Linked DNA regions of Mus musculus: region 2 is linked to region 1. The links are chromatin loops, found by intact Hi-C in ENCODE. Cell type or tissue: left cerebral cortex. All regions are shown on one strand. Links, peaks and the distances in the headings refer to the core of each region. The heading gives the core; the rest is flanking DNA. Region 1 has its middle 46 kb from the start of Gm7538. Region 2 has its middle 32 kb from the start of Gm31129.

Region 1 (12,786 bases), core at 4,666-9,665:
AATGGCCCTCATAGGCTTGCTCGGTTGAACACTTAGTCATCAAGGAAAAGGATTAGAAGGTGTGGCCTGTGCAGGAAGTGTGTCACTGGGGGTGAGCTTTGAGGTTTCAAAAGCCCATGCCAGCCCCAGTCTCTCTCTCTCTCTCTGCTTTTGGATCAGGATGTAGTTCCCAATTACGCTCCAGCATCACCCCTGTCTGCCACCATGCTCCCCACGATGATGATAATGAACATACATTCCAGAACACATACTCCAGAACTTATATTTCAGAACACATACTCCTGAACATTTACCCCAGAACTCATACTCCAGAACATTTACTCCAGGACATATATTCTAGAACTCATATTTCCAGGACATATATTCCAGAACACATACTCCAGAATATATACTCCAGAACATATACTCTAGAACACATACTTCAGAAACATAAACTCTGGGATATATATTCTAGAACAATACTCTATATATTCCAAAATATATGCTCCAGGACATATACTCCAGAACACATATTCTAGAAACCATACTCCAGCACTTATGCTCCAGAACACACATACTCCAGAACACACACTCCAGAACATGTACTCCAGAATACATACTCTAGAACATATATTCCAGAGCATATACTCCAGAACACATACTTCAGAACATATACTCCAACAAAGTGGCTTAAAATAAAACTAAAAAAAAAAAAATGGAGACTTTCTGAGGATGGTAATTTCTCTGGAGGGAAGTGTAAAGGCACAGGGAAATGCCAAACCACAGAGAAGAGGAAACGGGCTCTAAATGCACTAAAGGGGAAATAACTGTGAGTGTTCTGTCCCATGGCTCAGGAGACACAACAGGGAAGGGGCATGTGGGAAGGAAGGGTTGACCTAGAGCTTATGTATTAGTGGTGATGCGATTCAAGGGAAAGGGTGAAGCGTGAGGAGTGAAGCCAGCTCTGTCTCTGTCTGTTCACTGCTGGAACCTCTCCCTCTCCCCAGAACAGTGCCCAGCACGAAGAACGTGCTTCATAGCCCACTGAGTGAAATGAATGATGGATGTACAGGTCCAGCCTAGGGTGGATAGTCCCCTCTATAATTGTACTGGTTGGCAGTATTTCACTGGGAAAATGAGGCAGGAAGAAAGGGAGACAGCCAGCCTGGCTTCCGGTCCTTGCTGCACTCATTTCTGAGTCTATACTCTGCTCACTAGCATGTTATGAGTAAGGTATTTCTTTTTTAAGATCCAAAAAGCTGTTTGCGGCAGCCTAGGGAGATGGATCAGTGGGCAAAGTGTTTGATGACCAAGTATAAGGCCCAGGGCTCAGATCCTGTGTCCTGTGGGAAGATCCTCTGGTGTCTTCTAGTGGGGTCAAGAAAATGCCTTCATCTGCATGTTAAGAACTGGAATGAGAAGCTTAGGAGGAAACCATGAAGAAGCCAATGAACCCCCTCCTTCTGCTAGCTCCAAACACCTTAACGGAAACTGTGAAAGGTAGCCTGTCTCTCTGTGACGGAAACGGAGATACTAAGACACTTTGAGAAATTCTCTTTTCTTTCGTTTTATATTTTTCTGTCTTTTTTACCCTGTCTCTCACATAGGGTCTCTCACTAAACCTGAGAAGGTGAATGGGCTAGACTGACTGGCCAGTGAGTCCAGGGGAGTCCTGTGTTTCTGCCACTCCCCTCTTCCTCCTCCTCTCTTCCCCTTCCCTTTCCCTCCCTTCCTCACTCCCCTATTCTCCTCCCCTCTTCCTCCTTCCCCTCCCCTCCCCCCTCCCCTCTTCCTCCTTCCCTCCCTTTCCCTGCCTCCTCCCCTTCCCCCTCCCCCTCCCCTATGACAGAATGACAGGTGCATGAGGTAACATGAGCAGTGTCATTTTCCCACCCCTCTTTTTTTATTTAATTTTACATCTTAAAAATAATAATTTTAGTAAGTCTTTGAGAACATATACAGTGCATTTTGGTCATATTCTCCCTTCCCCCAACTCTTCCTGGATCTACCCCACCTTCCTATCCAAACCATCAGACTTCATGCCCCCCCCCCACACATACACACATACACCATAGCATCCAATTGATGCTACCCGAATACTCTTGGATGTGGCGCCATGCCTTGGGTAGAGCATGATAGACTACCAAGGACCACACAGGCTCTCCCTCTACCAGCAACGATCAATTGCCATTAGCCTTTTAAACGACAAACATCTCACTCTAGACCCCTAACTGCTATACACCCATGCTGGCCATGAACTCACAGCAATCCTCCTGCCTTAGCCTCCTGAGCATTATACAGACACGAACCACCCCACAGGGCTATCTTTCCTTTCTCAAGAGTCATATGTGTCAGAGTCATATGTGCTGAAGATCAGTGACCAAATGAACTTAAATGAGCTTATTCTAAGCATCACTTGATGTTGTAATCTGGGAAGTGTGAGCCAAGGTTGATTGACAGGCTGGCCCCTTCCCTCAGTGGGCTAGAAAGTCACTGTGGGGCCATTGTGAGCTCTCAACATCTGCAAATCAGGTGGTTCACAATGGCCCTGGAGGAGCTCCTGGTCCTGGTGTTCCTATGTTGATTGACAGCTCCTCTGTACTAGCTTGGAGCATACAAACAGTAATGGCGGCACTTCCGTTTTAATTAGCACTATAGCACTGCTGTTAGCAGTCCAGCAGGTCTCTGGTCTCTAGGAGATTGGTGTAGAAACAAGGGAAAGAAGCTGGACTTTCAGCAGAGGTGTGAACAGGGGTCAGCATGAGGACAAAGGAGAGAGTTCTCTACAGAGGAGAGAAATCCTAAAGGGAGGTGAGATCTTACTCATAAACAAAACATTTGCTACTGACACTGGCCAGGCTGCCATGAGGCTGGCAAGCCTCAGATCTCATCAGCCCCAGTCTGTAGAGTCTCTGAGGTACACCAGGGTCCCCAGGTGTTTCCAATGAGAATAGAGTGTCGGTGACATGATGGGACCATGCGCACTGGAAAATTCCGAACAGGAAAGGAGAGTTCTGGTGGCAACTTTGTTTTAGGACAGGTAAGTTCCAGAAACTTCTGAGCTGGGCAAAGCAAAGTGAGGAGGAATTCCTGAACCAGCAACCCAATGAGAAGTCATAGCATAGCTATAGCACATGCTTTCATGGGATAGAAACCTCTGGTGTGTTTAGATTGTGTGTGTGTGTGTGTGTGTGTGTGTGTGTGTGTGTGTGTGTGTGTGTGTACACGCATGTGTGAGTATGCAACTCAGCTCTGTATGTAAGGGCTGAGTGCACATGGATCTTTTTCTTAATTGTGTATGGGTTTTTGCATGTTTACATACGTGTTCATGGGTTCACATGTATGTGCTTGCACATATGGAGGCTGGATGTTGGCAGTCGATGTCTTTCTTTCTCTCTCTCCATCTTGGTTTCTGAGACAGAGTCTAAGAATACAGCGCTTACCCACTCAGATGAGGGTGGAGTTCCGGGGACTCTCCAGTCTCCACATCCCCAGTGCTGGACACACCTGTGGGCGAACACAATTTTAGAGTCCCACTGTGGTTCTGGGTCATCCAGAGGCATCCTTAAAAGTGTGTGTGACTTTTCTGTGTGTGAATAGCACCTGAATAAATGTAAGAGAGACCCAGTTGTGTGACATGGCTAAGCATGACAAGGCATCTTATGAGGGAGATGCACCCTCTGAGGCAGCCAGCCACTTTGAAGAGGTGACCTGGGCACCATTTATTGAGATCAAGAGGAAATCCTCAGAGTCCCACTCTCCTCCCCACACCCAGCCTGGTGCCGCGTATGGTTTCCCAGCTCCTATGGCCCGGGATAGCTCAGACCTTATTCCCAGAGATCTTATTCTTATCCCGCATCCTTCCCAGCATGCCTCATCCTCCAGCTGACAGATCCTGGCCGAGAATTGCTGTCCCTAGTAAATATTTCAGTGCTCTCGGAGATCAATGGTATATCATCGATGGGAAATTGGATGTAAATCATTCTGGCTTCCCTGTCACCCCAGAAATCAATGTTCACACATTAGGCCTATGAGCTACTTAGGAGGCTCTGACGGATGATGCTCGGATTCAAGGCGCCACACCTGAGTCCTGCAGTCGTCTCTCCTCCCTGGGAGGATGGAACCGAAGATTCCATTGCCCGGAGAGGATGATGCTTCCCAGAGAGATGCTGGCATAAACAATAGTAGCAAGTCACTTCCCAAGGCAACCAAGCTCTGTCTTCCCTCCGGAGTCCTTGGACATCTTGAGAGGCTGCAGGTAAACCTGGAGCCTTGCGATTCTGCTCCTTCTTTTGTCTGTCCATAGCTAATCGTATATCACCATGAACTGTTTGTGGACTATCCCCTGTGACTCCTCAGCTGATGCCACTGTTCTGGGAGGTTGTCGAATCTTTTAGACATGGCGGGGTATGGCAGAGGTAGGACCGTTTGGGGCAGGACTGGCAGGCCTGAGATCTGTTTCTGACCTATGGAGACTGAGGAGCCCTGGCCACACACTGCTGTGGCTTTGAACTCTGCTGTGGAGTCTCCATTGCAATGAATGGAACCTTCTCAAACCAGGAGCCAAGAAAAAAACCCTCCCTCCTTCAGTTAGGTTTTTTTGCCACAGGAAATAGAAAAGTCTCTCTTGTTAATATCTGCCACTACATGGGTGTTGAAAACCATCCACACAAGAACACCCTTTGGCCCACAAATTCTGCTTCTTGGATCGCGCTAAAGTATGTGGACTACGGTTTTGTTTGCAATGAACATAAATGAACAGCCCGCAGAGGGCTATGGGTCAGATTATCTACGTGTTACCTAGGAAATGAGACGCCATATAGCTGCGGTAATCTATCTGCAGACAAGGGTGGCTCATTATATATAATAAAAAAGCCTATGAAACAGAATCCACCGGATGTCCCTGCTGCGGGGAATGGGACACTGGGCTTGATTTATGACCCTGCTCTTAGAAAAGTTTGAAGCATGGTCAAACATTCACTCGTCCGTAGTTTATGTATATATGTGTATTGTATACAGGCATAATTTTACATCTTGCCTTTGTCTGTCTTGTAACAGAGTCTCTCTATCGAGCCCTGGCTGTCCTAGAACTCACTCTGTTAGACCAGGCAGTCTGGCCTCGAACTCACAAAGATTCCCCCTGCCTCTGCCTCCCGAGCGCTGGGATTGAAGGTGTGCAGCACCATACCCAGAGCCACACCTCTGTTTGACTGATATGAAATATTCAGAGGTGACTAATACTGACAATGTACTTGCTTTTGTGTGTGGAACTCATGCATTTTAATTAAAAAACAAAAACAGCTAGAAAGCACATATGGGGCAGATACTTCCTAGTGGGAGATTTACTCCCCCATGTTTGTGGACAGTATATATATTGCACAGATGTTAGTTATAATTATGGCTTACTTCTCTTCTGTTGTCATAGTTATGATGCTGTGTATAACATATATAATATAGGCCTGCTGAATCTCTGTTTTCTAGTTTTTATTTGCATGGGTAACATATACAGATTATATACATATATACATATATACATATATACATATATACATACATACATACATACATACATATATACATATATACATATATACATATATACATACATACATATATACATACATATATACATACATACATATATACATACATACATATATACATATATACATACATACATATATACATACATACATACATACATACATATATACATACATACATATATACATATATACATACATACATACATACATATATACATATATACATATATACATATATACATATATACATACATACATATATACATACATACATACATACATACATACATATATACATACATACATATATACATATATACATACATACATACATACATACATACATATATACATATATACATATATACATATATACATATATACATATATACATATATACATATATACATATATACATATATACATATATACATATATACATATATACATATATACATATATACATATATACATATATACATATATACATATATACATATATACATATATACATATATACATATATACATATATACATATATACATATATACATATATACATATATACATATATACATATATACATATATACATATATACATATATACATATATACATATATACATATATACATATATACATATATACATATATACATATATACATATATACATATATACATATATACATATATACATATATACATATATACATATATACATATATACATATATACATATATACATATATACATATGTTTCTTGTTTTTTTTCCCCCTTTTGGACACAGAGTCTCGCTACATAGCCCAGGCTAATCTTCCAATGCCTGATCCTCCTGCCTTAGCCTCCTGAGTGTTGAACTCACAGGCCTTTACTATCTTACCTGTCTTTTTTCTGGATTTACACAATGACCCACAAATTGGTTGGGCCAAATTAAAAGGTATTCCTCATAACACAGTGAAAAGACGCATAAGCATCTGGGTCACTGTGAAAATACAGGCGGGTCACCCGTGCACCCTCTGAGACAGCTAGCTGCGCATAGGAGATCGAAAAATCCACATGTCACACGAATCCACATTGACACATAACCACACCACTGGAGAGTGTGACACCCACCTGCATGTTAACCCAGCCATGTACATACCTAAGGCTCCTGAGCCACTCCACTTAAAGCCCCTGTGTCCTGATCCTAAGGACAGGGTCTCTCACCGCTATGGCACTTGGCTGGTGTGTTTCTTGGAGTGTCGGGACCTAGCCTGCCACCCGCCTCTGTGCAGAGACTGGATGTGGCAGGAACTTGGTAGTAATTTGCAGAGAAAAACCCAGCTCCCTGGGGAATATGCAGCCCCCGATTGGTCCGCTGGGCACCGCCCTGCCTTACGGTGGCAGAGTAGTCAGGGATTCGGTCCGCCAGCTATGAGGACTCTCTGGGACCAGGCTGGGCACCCTCCAGCTCGCACATGCCCTGAGGGCTAAGCTTAGGACAGCCTGTTTGTTCCTCTTCTGCCCTCCAAGTGGACTGGGAGACCGGGAGGGGGAGGGGGGCAGGACGGGGGACCAGCTCACTGGGACTTCCTATTTGCTAAAAGCTGCTGGTTCCCACAAATCCCAAAATAGAGTCCCTGGCAGAGATGTGGACTCTGAAACACAGAGACAGCTGCGAAGAAAAAGTGGGAGGGAGTGGGTAGGAGGGCCAGCAGCTTCTGCCTGGAGCTTCAGAGGGATTTCTGGGGCCTGCGGACACGGAGGGGAGTTCTCCATACTGTTATCCCCTTGTTTCCACCAGCACCCCGATTTAACCTCATCCGATAATGTTCTAGAGTGCTCCACAGAGAGGCTCGGTGTTTCTTCCCACTCACCGGAAGTTCTTCTCGGAGTTCAGTTGAAAGTCTACATGATGAAAAAAAAAAAAAAAAGAAAGTCTACATGAGGCAGCGATTTCCGTCCAAGGTCACACAGTCTCTTGATCGACTAGGACATAAATTCACCCTCGTTTTTAATCTAAGCAGATCCACAACCTTTTTAACGTATGATTTCTACCTAGCTTCCCTGGTTTGAGCGCTATGGTGAGCAGAGGGACCAACTAGATGCTGCCCACCCAGACTTGAAAGAGGCATCACCCACATGGCAGAGGGGAGCTCTGAAATGACAGGTTCCTAGAGAGGAGAGTTATTTTTCTTGGTGTCATGATTAAGACAAACAAACACACATGGCCAAGGACGAGCTAGTTGGCTCAGTAGATAAAGAGGCTTGTGATCAAGCCGGATGAACTAAGTTCAATTCCCAGGACCTACTTGATTACTTGATAAAAAGTGAGAACTGACTGTCCTATGTTGTCTTCTGACTTCTGTTCTTGAACCTTGGCCAGAGCACATACACGCACCATACACATAGACATATCACACACATATACCATATACACACACACACATACCACACACTCACATACACACACACAGATACACCTCATACCATAAATATACCACACATACAATACACAAATACATACACACACATAGACATACCAAACACACCACATACACATATGCACACCACACACATAGACACACCACACACCACACATACACCACATATATACCATACATACATACATACATACATACATACATACATACATACATACATACACCATATCGCGCCCCCCCCCACAGAGCACAAAAACATAATTTTTAAATCCTGGCTTAGATTTGTCACCCAGGGTGGACAGGTAGCACTTGGGTCTCAGTAGGACAGCAAGTTATAGGCAAAAAAAGGAGGTGTGAGGGAGACAGCTCCATCAGAAAACACTTGCATTACAAGCACTGCCACCCGAGTTCAGCCCACAGAGTTCATGTAAAAACAAAATCAGGCACAGTCACACAGGCTTGTAATCCCAGCATCAGGGAGGTGGAGACGGGTAGATTCCTGGCCAGCCAATCTCTACTTATTGGTGAGTTCCAGGTCAGTGGGAGACCCTAACCCCCACCTCCAATAAAATCAAGGTGGATGACTTCTGAGGAATGATATCTGAAGCTGCTCTCTTGTCTCTACATGGAGGAGACACAGGAGACATGTAAACACACACACACACACACACACACAAAGTAAACTAGAGATAGAGTCAGCCCTGATTGTGGCTGTCACCGTGAAGACTAGATGGCTCAGAAAACAAAATAAAACAAAGCAAGCAAGCAAACAAACAAACAAACAACAACGGACACAGGTAGTGGAGCCAGAGCAGTGCACGGAGTCCAAAGCTCAGAGTGAAGGTTTTCTCTGCAGCCAGCATCCCAACTCCACTCCCAACAGCCCCACCCATCCGTGTCAGGGGAGAAGGCACAGCTGGAGGATGGGATGCCTAAAGTTCCTAGTGAGGTTGAGCATCATCCACCCACTGCTCCCTCCACACTCTTCCCAGGGCATGGACCGTCATCCACAAGAGGAAGGGCTGTGAGGGATACACCAAGATGACACTCAGGAGAGAAAGCCCCTCCTCCCCACCCCACCCCACCCCGGTGGGATGCTGAAGAGGAAGAGTTGTGTGGAACATGGGCAGCTGCTAATCTCTCTGCCTCAGATTTGTATCTGAGCACGGGAATATTGAGCCAGGGTCTCACAGACTCACTGCTCATGGGGTGCTAAGAGAAACAGCCTTAGTAAATGCTGGCTGGCTTCGGCTAGACCAAAGAAGGAGGATGTCTCAGCCGCAGCTGTACAGCCAGCGCCTGGCAGAAACACCCAAGTCTATCCAATTGTCTTTAGAGCCTAGCTGGGGACATAAACAGCTGCCTTTGCTTGGGGTGAAGGGTGGGGGTGCCCTCTCTTTCCCTCTGGCTTTGTGCTCTGGAAACTGCCTCCCTTCCTCAGGGCTGGGAAGCCTTCCATTACTCTGTTCCCATACAGGGAACACTTCGTTTTTTGAGTCCCAGCTTTGAGTGGAGCCAGAGCTTTTGCAGAGACCAGCCAGGCTACCCAGCCTCTCATGCCTCTGTGGATTCCTTTCTCTCAGCATGTCAGGGTGACAGAGACCAGCCCAGGTCTGGCAGGCCTGGACACTGTCTGCCCAGGACTCCCTCTAGGCAGAGCTCTGACAACACTGGGGGTGCTTGGCCACTGGTGGGCATCTGGGTGAGAAACGCGGTGACAGTCTTGACTGCCACCTTCTTTTCAGAAAGCACCATGTTTCATCTTTTGCTGTTCCAGGGAGGGCTTCTCTTGGCTCTTTTACAGCTATAGACATGGAGGCTTAGAGATGTCAGGGCGTTTGCCCCACGGCGCACAGTTCAAAGGCTCACCACGGTACAAGACTACTTGGGACACTTTCTTCCCTTCTTGTTCCGTGCCAATGGCCTGCTGAGAAATGAGCAACCAACCTAAGAGTGAAAGGCCAGTTTGCCTTGCCCCTAATTAAGAAGCTTGATATAACATATGCAAATATTTATTAAAATATTGGCTTTTTTGAAGCTCGAAATAGGGCCCTTTCGAAAACTCCAGTCCCGTTTATTTCCCCAAACCCTGGGCATTTAAATACCAGTTACTAGCCCATAAAGTCTATTTTATGAGTTACTAATAGTTTTTACCATAATTTATTCTTTACCCAAATAAACACCTAAAAAGGAAAAAAATGGAAATCACTATTCTATTGGAAACTACTTTGAGGCGGCACTGACCAGGATGGAGTCTAGAGGAAACTGTAAGAAAGCCTACAGGGAGGTTCCATGCACATCTGGGGCTCTTGGATGGGATCTGCTGACCTAAGGCCACGAGGGATCAGATGGGTCCTGCCCTGATATCAGCATGATCTCTCCTCTGACTTAAGGACCTTAAAATGCAACAGGAAGGCAACACACTCAAAGGTCAGACACCTTTTGGGGCCATCATTCTGCCTTCCAAATTCACCAGAACAAACCCAGATGTTCTGGGTAGAGTAAGAGAAAGTAGAGGAAGGGAAGGAGGGAGGGAGAGAAGGAGGGAAGGGGGAAGGGAAGGGAAGGGAGGGAAGGAATGAGGGAGGGAGGAAAGGAGGGATGGAAGAAGGAGAGGGGGAGGGAGGGGCGAGGGGAGGAGGAAAGGAGAGAGGGGAAGAAGGAAGGGAGGGAAGGAGGAAGGGAGGAAGGGAGGGAGGGAGGGAGGGATGGAAGGAAGGGGAGGGAGGAGGAAAGGGAGGAGGGATGAGGAGCTGATGTGCAAGGGGGTGTGGGTTCACAGATCATTTAACAGAAATGGTCCCAACCTCCTTAATGCCCCCACCCTTTAATACAGTTCCTTGTGTTGTGGCAACCCCCCCCCCCAACCATAAAGTTATTTTGTTGCTACTTCATAACTGTGATTTTGTTGCTGCATTGAATTACAGTGTAACTGTCTGATATGCGACCCTTGGGTTTAGACTCATTGATGAAGCACTCTTTGGCTGACGCCTGGTTCTCCCGCCCTGCCTTAGGGCCAGGTGACTGGCTTTGTATGTACCTGGTTCCTTCACTCTTCTTCCAAATCCATGCTGGAAAACATCAGGAAATGTCTCAAGCTTAAAAAATAATTAAGATCCATACCTCCTCTTCCCTCAGCCCCACTGTTGATATTGTTGATATGTATATATACTTTGCTTAAGTGTCTGTGCCTGTGTCCACTGTGCAGTGTGGTGAGAGGGGTCAGAGGTCAACTTTTGGGAGCCGGTCTCCTTCTAGCACGTGATGGGAACCGAACTCACAGAACCTGCTAAGCCAGCGTACTGACCCCTCATCCTTTTGTTTTGATACCTAGAGATTCCCAGACCTATGTTTTCTGTTTCCAGCCTTGTGCCTGCCCAGTGGGAAGAGATTCCCCAAAGCCTTTTGCTCCATACAGTGGACTGCCTCCCGGTGACCCCAGGAGACATGCACAGCAGGGCTGAGGCAGACAGTGTGTGTGTGTCTGAGGCTCTAGGCCACTGGCTTCTCTCTCTGGCAGGCCTGGTCTCTCGCCCTTTGCTAACTGCTTTGATCCTCTCACTTTGTAAAAAAGTTCCACAACACCAGTGGGTCCCCCTCGGGCTTTAACCTTGCAACCCAGTTGGCCCTTGTAAAAAAGTGGGGGTGTGGGCCAGAAGGAAGCCAAGCAAACAGGCACACAGGCGCATGCCTGCCTCCAGAGCTGCCCTGGCTCTGTTCCTTTAATGGTTCCCTCCCAGGACTCTCACGATCAAAAAAAGACAAATAAAAGCCTTTTTACAAGATGGCAGTGCTGTGGTCAGGTCCTGACTTCAGGGGCAGTAAACACTTCCTTCCCAATCTGGCTTTCTGCAACTGGCCGGCTGCTTCTTGAGGCCCCCTGCCTCTTTCATCTTTGCCAAGTTCCCGTTCCTTCCCCCAGCCCCAAATCCAGCCCCTGCTGCTCGATCATCTGTTCTTGCTCTCTTCCTGTCCTGTCCCATGAGGCTACTGTGGGTCCAGGTGGATTCAGCATTCAGGAACGGATCAGACCCATGCTCTGAGCTGCTAATGGAAAAGAAGCCTGGTAAGTCAGATGAAGGCTGGGAAGGTGGCTCCACAGAGGGCTGGGAAGTCAGGTGTGTGTTTGTGTGTGTGTGTGTGTGTGGTATATGTGTGTGTGTGTAGTGTGTTTGTGTTATATGTCTGTGTAGTATGTGGTGTGTGTGGTATGTGTGTGTGTGTGGTGTGTTTGTGTTATATGTCTGTGTGGTGTGTTTGTGAGTGTAGTGTGTGTGTGGTATGTGTGTGTGTGTGGTGTGTTTGTGTTATATGTCTGTGTGGTGTGTGTGGTGTGTTTGTGAGTATAGTGTGTGTGTGGTATGTGTGTGTGTGGTGTGTTTGTGTTATATGTCTGTGTGGTGTGTGTGGTGTGTTTGTGAGTGTAGTGTGTGTGTGGTATGTGTGGTGTGTGTGGTGTATATATTATATGTTGTGTTGAGTATATGCTGTGTGTGTATGCTGTGTGCAATGTGTGTGCTCTGGGTGTATGTTTGGTGTGTGTGCTCTGTGTGTGTGTGGTATATGTTGTATGTAGTGTGATGTGTCTATTATATGTATATGTTGTGTGTGGTATGTATGCTCTCTGTGTATATGCTGTGTCTCCTCTATGTTGTATGTCATGATGTGTGTATGCATGTGTGTACAGGTCAGAAGTCAACTTAGATATCTTCCTCAATCTCTCACTACTTCGTATTTTGACACTAAATCACTCACTAAATCTGAGATCACTGTTGACTAGACTGGCTGGCCAGTGGAGCCCAGGGCTCCGCTCCCTCTGCCTCTCCAGTTCCGAGA
Region 2 (12,786 bases), core at 4,465-9,464, 80 kb before region 1:
ACCTTGGGTGGCACGCAGCCTAAGAGTTCAGCAAATATTGATCTGCAATCCCACCCATGTGGTTCTGTCAAGCCCACGATCATCCCCCAAATGCCATGTTGATTGTCTTAATTCCTTCTCTGTTCTGTTCGTGCAGCTTTGAGGTTTCCTTTCCTGTCCTCCAACCAGGAGATGCCCCCAGGCCTACAGAACCCTCTGCAGAGGTTCAGGGACCACACATTCTCTGTGGAGATAGGTTTAACGTTGTTCTGCCCATGGACTTATTGAGGCCTGCTGCCCCCTGAGAACTGTGGGAACTTGTCCAGCAGAAGGACGGTCATGCCCCGCTGCATACACACTCAACGGGCATCCACACACCCATACTTTCCATTTCTCTCCCACACCGAAGGAAGGAAGTATCAGAGAGGGAAAGTCCCTGGGTAAACAGAGGCGATTCCGCTGTTCATCCTTTCCCTCGGAGGAGGCTCCACGGTCTGTTTGCTCATTCCATCTTAAACCTTCATGTGAAGAAGAAAATGCAGGGATTATCCACCCCTTTGAAATAAATGTGAAAACTTGGGGCAGCTGCCCTGGGGCTTGGACGAGCCTATGGAAGAGCAAAGGCAGGAACCAGACAGGGTAGGAGCTGGGACTTCAGGAAGAGCCCTGGGGCCTCCTGAGCTGTCTAGAACCTCTGTAAGTCTGCCCTGCCCTGCCCAGTGGGGTTGGCCACCTACTCTTGCCTCCTGGGAAGTCATTTCTAGATCTTTTTCTTCCTTTGGATTTTCTGTCATTTACTCTTTCTTTCTTTCTACATATTTTAGCAAAATTTAAAGTTGGTGTTTAAAGTCGGCGTAGAAATAAAAGGGTTTCATTGTGGTATTCCCATATCTATGCGCCTTTTATACTTTATTTGAATTCATTCCTCACCCTGGTGCCCTCCCCACGGCTCCTGTGTCCCTCTGGCTGGTTCCCTCTCGTTCCCCAGATTAATTAAATAATGGCCGGGCTGTGGCATGACCGCATACAAGTACAGAGGAATGTACTTTATTCACATGAATCTCGCTTCCTTCTGTCTCCTCTCTGCTTCCTCATCCCCAATACATCCCTGTCTACTGTGGTGGCTTTTTAAAAGACACATTTAAATTTTACCTATTATGCATTATGCATAGGGGTTTGTGAGTGCATGCGCCTCTGGGCATGGCTGGAGGTCTGAGAATAACTCTCAGGAGTTAGATTTTTATTTTTCACCATTTGGGTCCTATTGCGATCACAGCACCTTGGCCTGCTGAGCATCTCCAGGACCTCAAAACTGGTGTCTTTTTCGGTGTTGGGTGATCGGATCCAGCACCTTACATATGAGATATATTCATGGGAGGGCACACTTGTGCCACGGGACTCTCGGGAAGGTCAGAGGGCAGCTTTCAGGAGTCAGTTCTTACTTTCTACCTTCCCCTTATGTGGGTGTGATGGTTGATCTTTGGTCATAAGGCTTGGAAGCAAATGCTATATCCTGCTGAGCCATCTCACTAGCCCTCCCTTGAGACAGAAAAGACACAGGCCAAATCAGAGGGAAAAGGTGGTGGGGTGGGGGGAGATGGGGTAAGAGAGAGAAAGGTTTATAGAAAACACATTTTATCCTTTACTCATAACTCTAATTTAAGGCAGAGGGACACCTGGGAAACAGGCTCCATGCTGGGGGGGGGGGGAGACTCTGAGTCTCTGATATGATGAGCAATGGTCTCAGATGCCTGAGACCCAGGAGGTTCCAGGACGTGGGACTTCCAATGCCAAAACTAGGCAAGTTCATGGACACAGGATCCAGGCCAATGACGCCATGGGTAAGAACAAGCTACCGGGAAAGAAAAACCAGCACAGAAGGGGAGAGTGGTAAGTGACATCAAAGAATGCAGTTGGCTGTCCCCTTGAAGTCAGAGTTCTCAGCTCAAGAGTTGCTGAGCAAAGAGATCCACCTTGGGTAGGAATGAGTGGAGGCAATGGGGAGCACAGACTATGGATGGAACCAGACCAGAGAAAGTCTGTCAAGGATGCTGACTATGTGCTAGGGAGAGGGCTTATCTAGGAAATCACATGGCACACAAGCGTGATGACTGGGGTTTGGATCCCCTGCATCTACATACATATTGAGTGGGTGTGGTGATCTGCCTGTAATCCCAATGGCTAGGAATTTCAGACAGGGGGGTCCCTAGAGTAAGCTGCCTTGTGTAGACTCTCATCCAAACGATCAGGCTCTGGGTTCAAGTGACAAACCCTGTCTCCATCTATTGGGGGGAGAGTAACTCTGGAAGACACTCGGCATTGACCTCACGGGTCAACACAACACAGGTCACAAAGGTCACAATACAACAACAAAGACAACAACAACAACAACAAAAATAAAGACCTTTTTTTTTTTAAATCAACTACTACAATTTTAAGAATTAAGTCAAAATAGTAAGTCACGACAAACCACAAAAAGCTGATGCAAAAGACAAGGCATTGTGTAGAATTCCCTTCCGGCAGGAGAAACCAAGAGAGCAACTTCATCACACCGATTCCCTCACGCTCCGGCAGGCAAGTGATAAAATCATCAGATGAGGGTCCGGGCCTGTCTCCTGCAGTCACTTTCACAAGTGTGCCGTGTCTAAAATAATGAAGGCGGCTTCATTAAATGAAGGCTGGCTGCCGCCCCTGTGCTAATTTGAAATAGGCTTATTAGTTTAATGACCACTCCGAATCATCAGAATTCATTAGTGTTAGCGCCCTGGCTTCGTTCGACATCAGCCCAAGGCTCCAGGCTGCCAGGCTCACCCCTTCTCTCTCTTGCCTCCCAGAGAGGAAGCTGTGTGTGTGCTTGTATGTGTGCACAGAAGGTAGAGACAGCCATTTCACAGACTGGCACTTCTTGTCTGCTTTCTCTGTTTATGGACTTGAGCCCTTTTGCACTCAAACAACAACAACAACAGCAATAACAACAACAAAATTACTATGTGTCTTAGTTCATGTTTTTACTGCTGTGAACAGACACCATGACCAAGGCAACTCTTATAAGGAGGTTTGATTGGGGCTGACTTAGGAGTTGCTGAGAGTTCTATATTTTCATCTGAAGGCTCCCAGGCAGCTAGGATGAGGGTCTCAAAGGCCACATCCACAGTGACACACCTACTCCAATAAGGCCACACCCACTCCAACAAGGCCACACCTCCAAACAGTGCCACTCCCTGGGCTGAGCATATACAAACCATTCCACTATGTCTGTTTCTTGTTTTGAGCACAGAAATCCATGGGTTGTATAGAGGAGTCTTTGAAAGGGTTTCATTTACATATGACTTGTTCATAAGAGTTTAATCCAGGAGCTGGGAAAGACAGCTTACTTGGTCAAGGCTTGTCTTGCATATGAGGACCTGAGTTCAAACCCTAGGGCCCACCTTTAAAAAGCCAAACAGGCATAAAGGCAGGTGCTTGTAATCCCAGCACTGGGGAGGTCGAGGCAGGAGGATGACTCTCTGGGGCTCACCAGTCAGTCAGCCTTGGTGAGTTCCAGAGTAGCGAGAGATTCTGTTTGAAGAAAAGAAATAGTCGGAGCCTGAGGAGCAGAAATTCTCTGAGGAGCAGAAATTCTGGTTGTCCATATGTGCACACATGCAAGTGTACATACAAGTCCATTCGTGCATGTGGACATGCGTGTGCGCACGTGCACACACACACACACACACACACACACACACATGAACACATGTGCACTGGCACACACATGAATGTGAATAGCATCCAGATGTCCCCCCCCCCCAACCCATTCTGTGGCTTCCATTTCAACTCTTGCATGTTTCAACTTTGTCTTACTCCCCTGAGGACAGGCATTCCTGACATCCTCTGTGTGTGTACATATGTTTATACATGCGTGCATACATGCATAGATATGTGTACATGTACATATACATATATACTCAGATATACAATCACATATGCACACATGCACATATATGCACACATATACACCCACACATACACACACACACACATGCACTGTCCTGGTTGAGTTTTTATCAACTTGACACAAACGAGGGTCATCTAGGAAGAGTAACCTGAATTGAGAAAAATGCCCCTTTAGACTAGCCTGTAAGTATGTCTGTGGGGGTATTTTCTTGATTGATGATTGATGAGGGAGAGCCCAGCCCACTGTGGGTGGTGCCAACCCTGGGCAGGTGGTCCTCATCAGTATAAAAAACAAAAACAAAAACAAAATGAGCCAGCCATGGGGAATATGGTGGTAAGCAGGGTTTCTTGTAAAGCAGAAACCTGTAAGCTTCTGCTTCAGTTTCTACCTTTAGCTTCTGCTCTGATGGCCCTTCATAGTGAACTGCAACCTGTAAGCCAAATTAACTCTTTGCCTCCTAGTTGCATTTTGGCTAGTGTTTTATTAGAGCAATAGAAAACACTGATAACTGTGCATATATCCAAATGTACAGATAGATACATATATGTACATACATGTCTATCTGTAGTGATCAGAATTTCTATCCTGTGCAGGCGTCTTTTTTCAGGATGGATCTGTTATATTTTTACTATGACAAGACAAATAAGTGAATACAAGGCTGTCCATCAATACAAAGAGCAGGCTCCACCCCTGCCGCAACCTGAGAGCCCCTCCTCCCTGAGTGTGTGCATCTGTAACTACAGCATGATAGGCCCAGGAAAGCAAGAGCAGCAGACAACCCCTGGCTCTCTCTGGCTTGAGTGGTAGCTGTGGTTGGGGTAATGGCCTGTGTCCTAACTCCAGGCTCTGAGAGCAGGGATTTGTCAATGTGAGGAAGAGAAGGAATTTTCCCCCTATTCCTTCTTAAGAACTAGAAAGAGATTTTTTTTTCCTGTAGCTTGGAGGCAGTTTTGTTAGATTTTTTTTTCCTCCTCATTCTTTGTCTTTCTTTCAGAGACTCTCATAAGGGACATCTGTGCTTACGAATAAGCGAAAGCCAAGCGTCCTGAATGATTGGCTATCTTTGGATCATGATCCATGGGAAGGTAGTCCTTCACTCTGATTCACTATGGTTTAGGAAGGGGGTGGAGAGAGAGAGAGAGAATGGAATCATAAAAATTAAGTCCAATCAATTTCTAATATGCACTACTGTATTAATGGAGCTTGAGTGTAGTTAAACTGGCTGATAAAATGATGTCATCATGTTTGAAAACAAAGGCAAGGACTGGAGTACGTGGGTAGTTCAGTTGATTATGCTTGCCCTGCAGGAAAGAGGACTGAGTTCAGGTCTTCAGCACCCACATAGAAACTGGGGAGAGTGGCAGGCATCTGTAACCCCAGGGATGGTATGTGGGGACAGATGGATCCCTAAAGTTCCTTAACCAGTGACCTCAGGATTCAGTGAGAGTTCCTGCCTCAGAAGAAATGCAGTGGTGACTGACTGAGATAGACCTAAAGTCAAGGCCTGGCCTCTGCCCTCTCTGTCCTGGGCTATATGGTGCTTGCTGTCCAGTCTCCCTCCAGAGCCCCTTACTAGCAGGGACTTGCTTAGGGACCCAGAGGATCAACCAGCACACAGGGGCGGCTCTTGGGGTAAATGTGAGTTGCAGATTTCCGAAATCTCTTCAGCTTTGTTTTCTCTCTTCTCCCACAGGTTATCACAAACAAATGCCTGGATTTGCTCTATGATGTTTCCACAGAAATCGAGAAGGGAAGTGGAGAGTCTTATAAAGACCTTGTATGAAACAGGCAGATATACACAGCATGGAATGTCCCAAAAAACAAGTCCTGATGGGTTGGGGAAGGAGGGAGCATAGTGGGGGCGGTCTGCAATAACTTTTCAAATCCTGGTACTCAAGCATCTCAGATAGGTCATACTCTTGCTTTCTTACCAAAAAATGTCTAAACTGTCTCCGGAATTGAAAGTCTACTCGTGGGCGACAGGTCAGTCCAGGGCCGCATAACTCAAAGGGACTTGGTTCCCAATGAGCTTCTGAAGTCTCCGAAATGAGCCTTCTGCCCTCATCTACCCTGACATATAGTTGAAGGATTGACTCATGAAGTGCAAAGGAGCAGAGGCCTGGGAATCAAAGTCCACTCCGGGGGTGGATCCCAACAGAGAAAAGAATTCTGTTTGGATGGTTAAAAGGAGAGATGTTTTACAGGGAGTTATTATTTACGGAGGTGTCAGTGGGTTGGAGAACTAGAAATAGATGAGACATTCAGGGACTTCTAATGACCCTCCCTGGAGCATGGAGATGCAGAGACGATGAGAGGAAGTGGAATTCCCAGGGTCCAGTGAGAACTTGATCATGGTCCTGGGTCATTGCCTACAAGAGGAGTAGACATGGTGGGCATAACCACCTCTGGAAAGAAGGTACAGAGACAGAGGCTGTGGAGGCATGGGTGCCCCAGAATTTCTCAGTCTTGACTTGTGACTCCCATTGGCCAAGCCCAAGTGAAACCCGATATCCAGGCAAGCACAAGTCACCTAAGTCTACAGGAACTGTGGCAAGGATGGAGCAGAGGGACACATTTTGGGTGATGGAGAGGGCAGAGTAGAAGGCACACATCTTCAGTCCGGGATAGCAAAGAATGGGACAATGAAACCTGCTTATTTGTTGAGAACAAGAAGTCAATGAGAACAAAATGTATAGGGTGATATTGATAGGCAGGATCACTATTAAAATTTCCTCATGTTTTGGAGAGGTGCCATCTTCTCCATTGGACTTTGGTTGGGAGGGTGTCTGGAGACAGGGAATGAAAAATGGGTCCTTGGACTTCTGTGTCCTCAAAGGTTTGCTGGGTGACGATGATGTTTCCCATGGTGCCAGCCTCCAAGGTGACTCTGGGTGATCCTATAGGGATGGGATGCACTTCACTTTCTCCCAGGGCTGGTTTGTAGGACCAATAGCATCCAGCAGAAGATACTTTTGGCAGAAGCCAAAAGAAGACACTCAAAAGAGTATCACTTTTGAGTTAGGCAACACAGTTACAGCAATGTCTCTCTCTTTCCCATCTTCTCTCCCTTTCTTCCTTCCTTTGTTCCCATCAAGATCTCCTTTCCTCTCCCCTCTCCTTCTCCTGTTTCTTCCCCTCCCTCCCTCCATCTCCCTCTTCCTCTTTCCCTCTCTATTGACCTATTGAAGCTGCTTTAGAAGAAGAAAGACCCACACAGAGAGTTGCTGGTTCTTCCCGACACCACCTCACAGAAAAGCTTGGAAATGGACTTATGCCCAGTTGAACCCTTCAATGAGATGGCTACACTCCTGATCATGTGAGCCAATGAGACAGAACCGCAGCGATGCTACTCCCACAGTCCTGACCAACAGAAGGTGTAAGATAACAGACATTCACAGTTTTAAATCACTCACTTTTGGACAGCTCCTGGTAGGAGCGTGGTATCAGAATCATTTGCATATTCATATAACTGAGGGTTATTAATATCCACTAGACACTTTTATTCCATGCTTATCACAGTTATACACAAAGCCAGAAGATCACCCTCTCTTAAATATGTGGCAATGTACTTTGACTGCCTCCCTGAGACTCAGTTTCTCCACTTTACAATAAATATGACAGCAGTGTCTATCAAGGGGTTGTCTGAGGACCGAATGGAATAAGATACTCCAAGTGCCAAGGATAGAGCCTGAAACACACTGACTGCTCAACAAATTCAGTTTCTATTAGTCAGGGAGAGAAAACGGCTGGCTTATAATGAAGATGTCTGTTGCAGTCGCAATGATCAGATACATGACTTAAAAACAGACGTTTATTTTGACTCGCGCTTCAGGGCATCCAGTCCACTGTCTCAGCAAGGCAAGTGCCTGGTTGCATGTCAGTAGCTGGTGGGGGTGCCAAGAGCTAGGCCAGGAAGCAGGTCTGGACCATAAACCTCTAGACCTATCCCTGTGCCCCTGTGGTGCCAGTTAGGCTCCGCCACCTCCCCCAAACAGCGCCGCTTACTGGGGACTGAGTGTTCAAACCCATGGACCCCCTGGGGGAATCTTCTCATGCAAACCCTGGCAAGGTATCTCAAGGAGACATAGGAGGAAAGTTCGCCATGGTCGGTCCCATGGTAGTTCGGCTGTTAGTTCCTTTGCTTGCTGAATAACAAGCCTGTTCCCAATGGCTGCCAAGCACAGGGAGGAACGCCCTCACCCCCACTCCCCGGCAGCCAGCATTCAGAAAGTCCTCCAGCCCAGCCACGAAGAATCGACTGTGTCCACCCGTGCCTCTCTGGCAGAAAAGAGAATCCCTGATTTTTCTGGACACGTTCTGTCGCTCTCTGGCTGCGTGCCCGGCTTTACTAAGCCGTTCCATTCTCTCATGACTCAGGGATGAGTGTGGGGGACTGAGTCATGGGAAGCTGGGTGGGGTGCGGGTGACCACGTGGTGTGGACCGTAAGTTATACAGGCTTGGGGGGGGGAGGGCTCACGGAAAACAGCGGCGTGCACCAGAGTGCAAAGAGAGCAGAGAAACCAAGCTCAGATGCAATTCCCTTTAGCTGGGGAAACTGGTGTTTTCCTATCACGGGGAGGGAGAGCTGAGTGAGAACTTGGTCTTTGAATTCCCGCCCTGATGCTCTTGTTACCTTTTAGGACAATCTCCCCCTAAAAGACACAGGGGGAGAGAGCGATGATTATGATATTTTCAAGTTTTAGCACCACCCCTAGGACCCGGTAGAAAGGAAATATCAGTGGGATGGGTGAGGACCTTGCTCTGCAGAGAGCAGTGCTTAACCCGTGGAAGGCCCTGGGTTTCACCAGTCAACTCCAAAACAAAATCCAAACAAAAAAACCACAAGGAAAACGAGTCAAGATCCTTCTCAAGCATCGAAAAATTATAAACAGGACAGAACAGAATTGTCAAGGGCAGAGTAGGTAGGGCCTTTTTTCATTTCATGTCTGTTATAGCGCACATTTTCAAAATTAGCACCCAGAAGAGCGTAGATGTTTTGATCCACGCTGCTTGTAATTGGGGTAGAACTCGGACTACAAGATCCATTATTGACCAAACTACAAGATCGCTCATCCGTTATTGACCAATGGAGATTTGATTCTGAAACTACCAGAAGAGGAGTACTCAGTAATGAGGCACAACCACAGGCCAGAATCCCAGTCCACACAGAAATGCAAATGACATCCGATTAATGAACCATCAAGTCCTGATACAATAAGAATCACACAGCCTAATTTTGTTTCAAATAATCTTCGATGAATATGTATGAATATAAGAACTCTAGATATCTGGAAAGTCACACACACACCACCATAATGTCAACAGTCCCAAGAGGTGGCCTAGCTTCGGAAGCAATTAGAACCAAAGTGGATTTGATGTAAAAATAAATCTGTAAAAGTCTATAGCGTTTGGGACGGCAATATGGCTCAGCAGCTAAAGGTGCTTGCCACCAAGTCTGATGTCCTGAGTTCAATCCCTAGGACCCACACGGTGGAAGCAGAGAACCAGAACTGGCTCTTACAAGTTGTTCTCTGATCTCTGCATATGTACAGTGCCATGCACACACACACACACACACACACACACACACACACACACACACACTCGCGTGCGCAAAAACATCCCATAGTATTCTTACAAGCATGTTTATACCTAGTGGATCTTTACTTTTTTATCAGGCAATCTAAATATTAGAGATGAAAATCAAGGCGCCCTGAGTGCTTTGGGTTTCTTGGCAAAATAAGCAAGCCAGGGGCTGCTAGCTAGTTAAGAGGAAGGGAACAGGGAATCACAGAGCAAGTGAGCAGTGGAAGCCAGAACCTGAAAGAATGGCGTGTGCAGCTGTGTGGGAAATGAAACTTCACATGCATCGTGCTTTCGGTGGGCGCGGGGGTGGAGAGTGACAGGTGCACAAGGCTCACTGTCCTGTTACCAACACTGTGTGTTCAACCATCACTGGATGCTCAGCCTTGCCCTGCCCTTTTCTTCTCTTTGGCCGTCACCTCTTTTCAAACAAGAATGCAACCATTTAAGCTCCTGTATCAACCCCTGCTTTCCCTTCTCACTCCTTGCCTCTCTGTCCCCCATGGCCCCCAACACGTTCTTGTCTCCTTGTCATCTCTCCCCATTTCCCAAGTGGTAATTCCCTTCTTTTGGTCCCCTTGGCTTCTCTGCCATCCCTGTTCGATCCTTCTCTTCCATTGCTGTTCCCCGAGAGAATTCGCTATCCATCTTAGGCCTCTAGACCACCACCACCACCAGCAGCAGCACTCAGAACAAATATTCATTATAATGTCAATGCTAGGTCCCCACTCCAGACCTGCTGTACCAGACACTTGGGGAGTGAGGCCCAGTGAGCTGTGTTTTAATCAGCCCCCCAGGGGGGATTCTGACACGTGTTCAAGTTTGAGACTTCTTGTCTTGGAAGGAAACGTCAATTTATGAAAACATGCCAGTATCTCGGAGTGCTGACCCAATAAGCCTTCATTTCTAAACATGTAAAACCCTCCTGTGCCCATTAACTAATTAGGATGTCAGACCACCAGGCTGGCTGGGACGCTTTCAGAAACAACACGAGCAATTACACTCAGGTTCTCTGATTACCATCAGGCTGTTAAATCCCTTGGCCAACCTGTGCAGTCCCCGCGCTCCTTCTCTGCCTCGCATCCTCTCTTCCTCTGCTTCCTTCTAAGCTGTACAAAAGGGAGAGGGGTGTGGAACGTTTATTCTACTGCCTAGTTGTTTGACCGTCTGCTAAAATACATTTTTCAGATACTGATAAGAATGGTCAACTATGAAAGATGCCATTGCCCAATCCAGACAAAGGATGCAGAGAACACAGCCTTCTCAACTTCAAGATGGACTTTTCAGAGTCCAAGTACCTGGTGGCTCTTAGAATCCTGAACTTGGGCTGGGGCCATGGTTTTGTTGGTCAAATGCTTGCCGCACAAACATGAAGATTCAAATTTGGTTCCCCAGCATTACTGTAAACATCCATGTACAGTAGAAGGGAACCTGTAATTCCAGGGTGGGAGAGGTAGAGACAATAGGATCTCTGGGGCTTATTGGCCAATGAGCTTCAGGTTCAGTGAGAGAGAAACCCTGTCTCAAGACACACCATGAAAAAGGACCAAGGAAGATCCCTGAGGCTGACCTCTGACCTTCACATAGATATACACATGTGTGCATATACATTCATCGTGTTGGCTAGCTTTATGTTGACTTGACACAAGTTAGAGTCATCAGAGAGGAGGGAGCCTCAATTGAGAAAATGCATCTATAAGATCAGGCTGTAGGAAAGCCTATAGAATATTGATGGAGGAAGGTCCAGCCATTGTGGGTGGAGCCATCCCTGGGCTGGTGACCCTGGGTTCTATAAGAAAGAAGGCTGAGCAAGCCATGAGGAGCAATGGTCTCTGCATCAGCTCCTGCCTTCAGGTCCTTGCTTTGCTTGGGTTCCTGTCCTGACTTCCTTTGGTGATGAACAGTGATATAGAAGCAAAAGCCAAATATAGCCTTTCCTTCCCAAGTTTCTTTGGTTGTGGTGATTCAACCCAGCAGTAATAACCCTAACCAGGACACCTGTTTAACAAACTATTAACTATATGTACACACATGCACAAATGCACATATGCATACGCATGCTCATGCACATACATGCTCATGCCGTATATGAATACATGTTCATGCACATATATGAATACATGTTCATGCTCATGCACATGTATGCATACATGCTCTTGCACATACATGCTCATGCACATGCATGTTCATGCACACACATGCATGCATGTTCATGCACAAACATGCTCATACACATTGAAGTCCTTAACTTGGCTTCAGAACTCCAAGCTCCATAATGAAATTCTCCCCAGCACAAATGCATTTGGGAGATGCTGTTCCAGGACTCCCACACTTTCCTCCCTCAGAGCACCAGCCACCTTCAGTAGCAGGTAACCAGGAGCCAGAAGCCACTATTATGCTCAGAAGTATATGCTGACCTTGAAACACTTGTGCCTGAAGGCAGAGGTTCCTCAACACCCCTCCCTGCAGGTCACTCAGTGGAAGGTGACCAAGTCTGGTGTCCAACCTGTGAAGATGGTGGCATTGGCTATGATGGACTTCAGGACAAAGGCTGAGAAAGTCAGTCCTGTGCTGTGTCCCTTAACCAAGCAGGAAATTCCTCTGAGGTTTCTAATTCTGTAGACCTGGCACTTGGCCTGGGAGTCTAGATTTTTATAAAAGCTCCCAGGAGCTTTGGATGTAACCAAGGGTTGAAAGCCACTGATTTATGTGAATCTACGCATGGTGTGGTGTATCCTGAGACATATGGGATCCAGGAATGTCTGTAGTCTTTGAAATGCTGGGATTGAAAACAGACAGATTTTTATCAAATCATCCTTGGACACCTCAGCAGGTGAAAGCAGGCTAGGGTTTTGCCTGAGGAGAGGGACACTGAGCTGGGAGAAAAGGACTCTTAGTCTTTAATAAACTCAAACTCTACAAGATTGGTGTTCAGTTCAGTGACAGAGGGAAAAAATAAATAATTCAAGGGAAAAAAATGAAAATGTTTACAGCCCATTTTCCCTCATTAAACTTGAAAATAGTTGTATTGAGTTCCACAAGGGAACAAATTATTATTGCTTTTTTTTTTATCACTGAGTTTGTCTTGGTGCTCTTCAGCTTGCTTTTAGCAGTAGAAGTCTACTCGAGAGATGTCTTGGTATCCAATTCCTGTGATCTAGAACATGTTCAAGGAATGGCTCCCTAAATCAGGGCTTCTTCTCACTGATATTCGGAAGCAGTGGAGGCCTGGGCTGTGAACAAGAGTGAGAATCCATAACATACTTAACATACTTTGTAGATGCTA

Evidence for each region. Peaks named below come from ENCODE experiments on the same cell type or tissue, not always from the same donor. Only the 100,000 strongest peaks of a DNase experiment are listed, where the experiment ranks them.
Region 2: a loop joins it to region 1, with 2.4 times the contacts of the local background. A loop is called at or near these places in 2 of 42 quality-filtered maps.

Annotation. Positions count from the first base shown.
Region 1 is chr5:119,239,971-119,252,756 of GRCm38, forward strand. No RefSeq gene overlaps it. Among named protein-coding and RNA genes, the nearest start is that of Gm7538, 46 kb to the left of the region's middle. In left cerebral cortex, for the core only: no CTCF peak of the experiment used is centred there; DNase peaks (open chromatin) are centred at 6,620, 7,170 and 9,384; H3K4me3 peaks cover 431 bases; H3K27ac peaks cover 1,147 bases.
Region 2 is chr5:119,159,691-119,172,476 of GRCm38, forward strand. No RefSeq gene overlaps it. Among named protein-coding and RNA genes, the nearest start is that of Gm31129, 32 kb to the left of the region's middle. In left cerebral cortex, for the core only: no CTCF peak of the experiment used is centred there; DNase peaks (open chromatin) are centred at 7,283 and 8,240.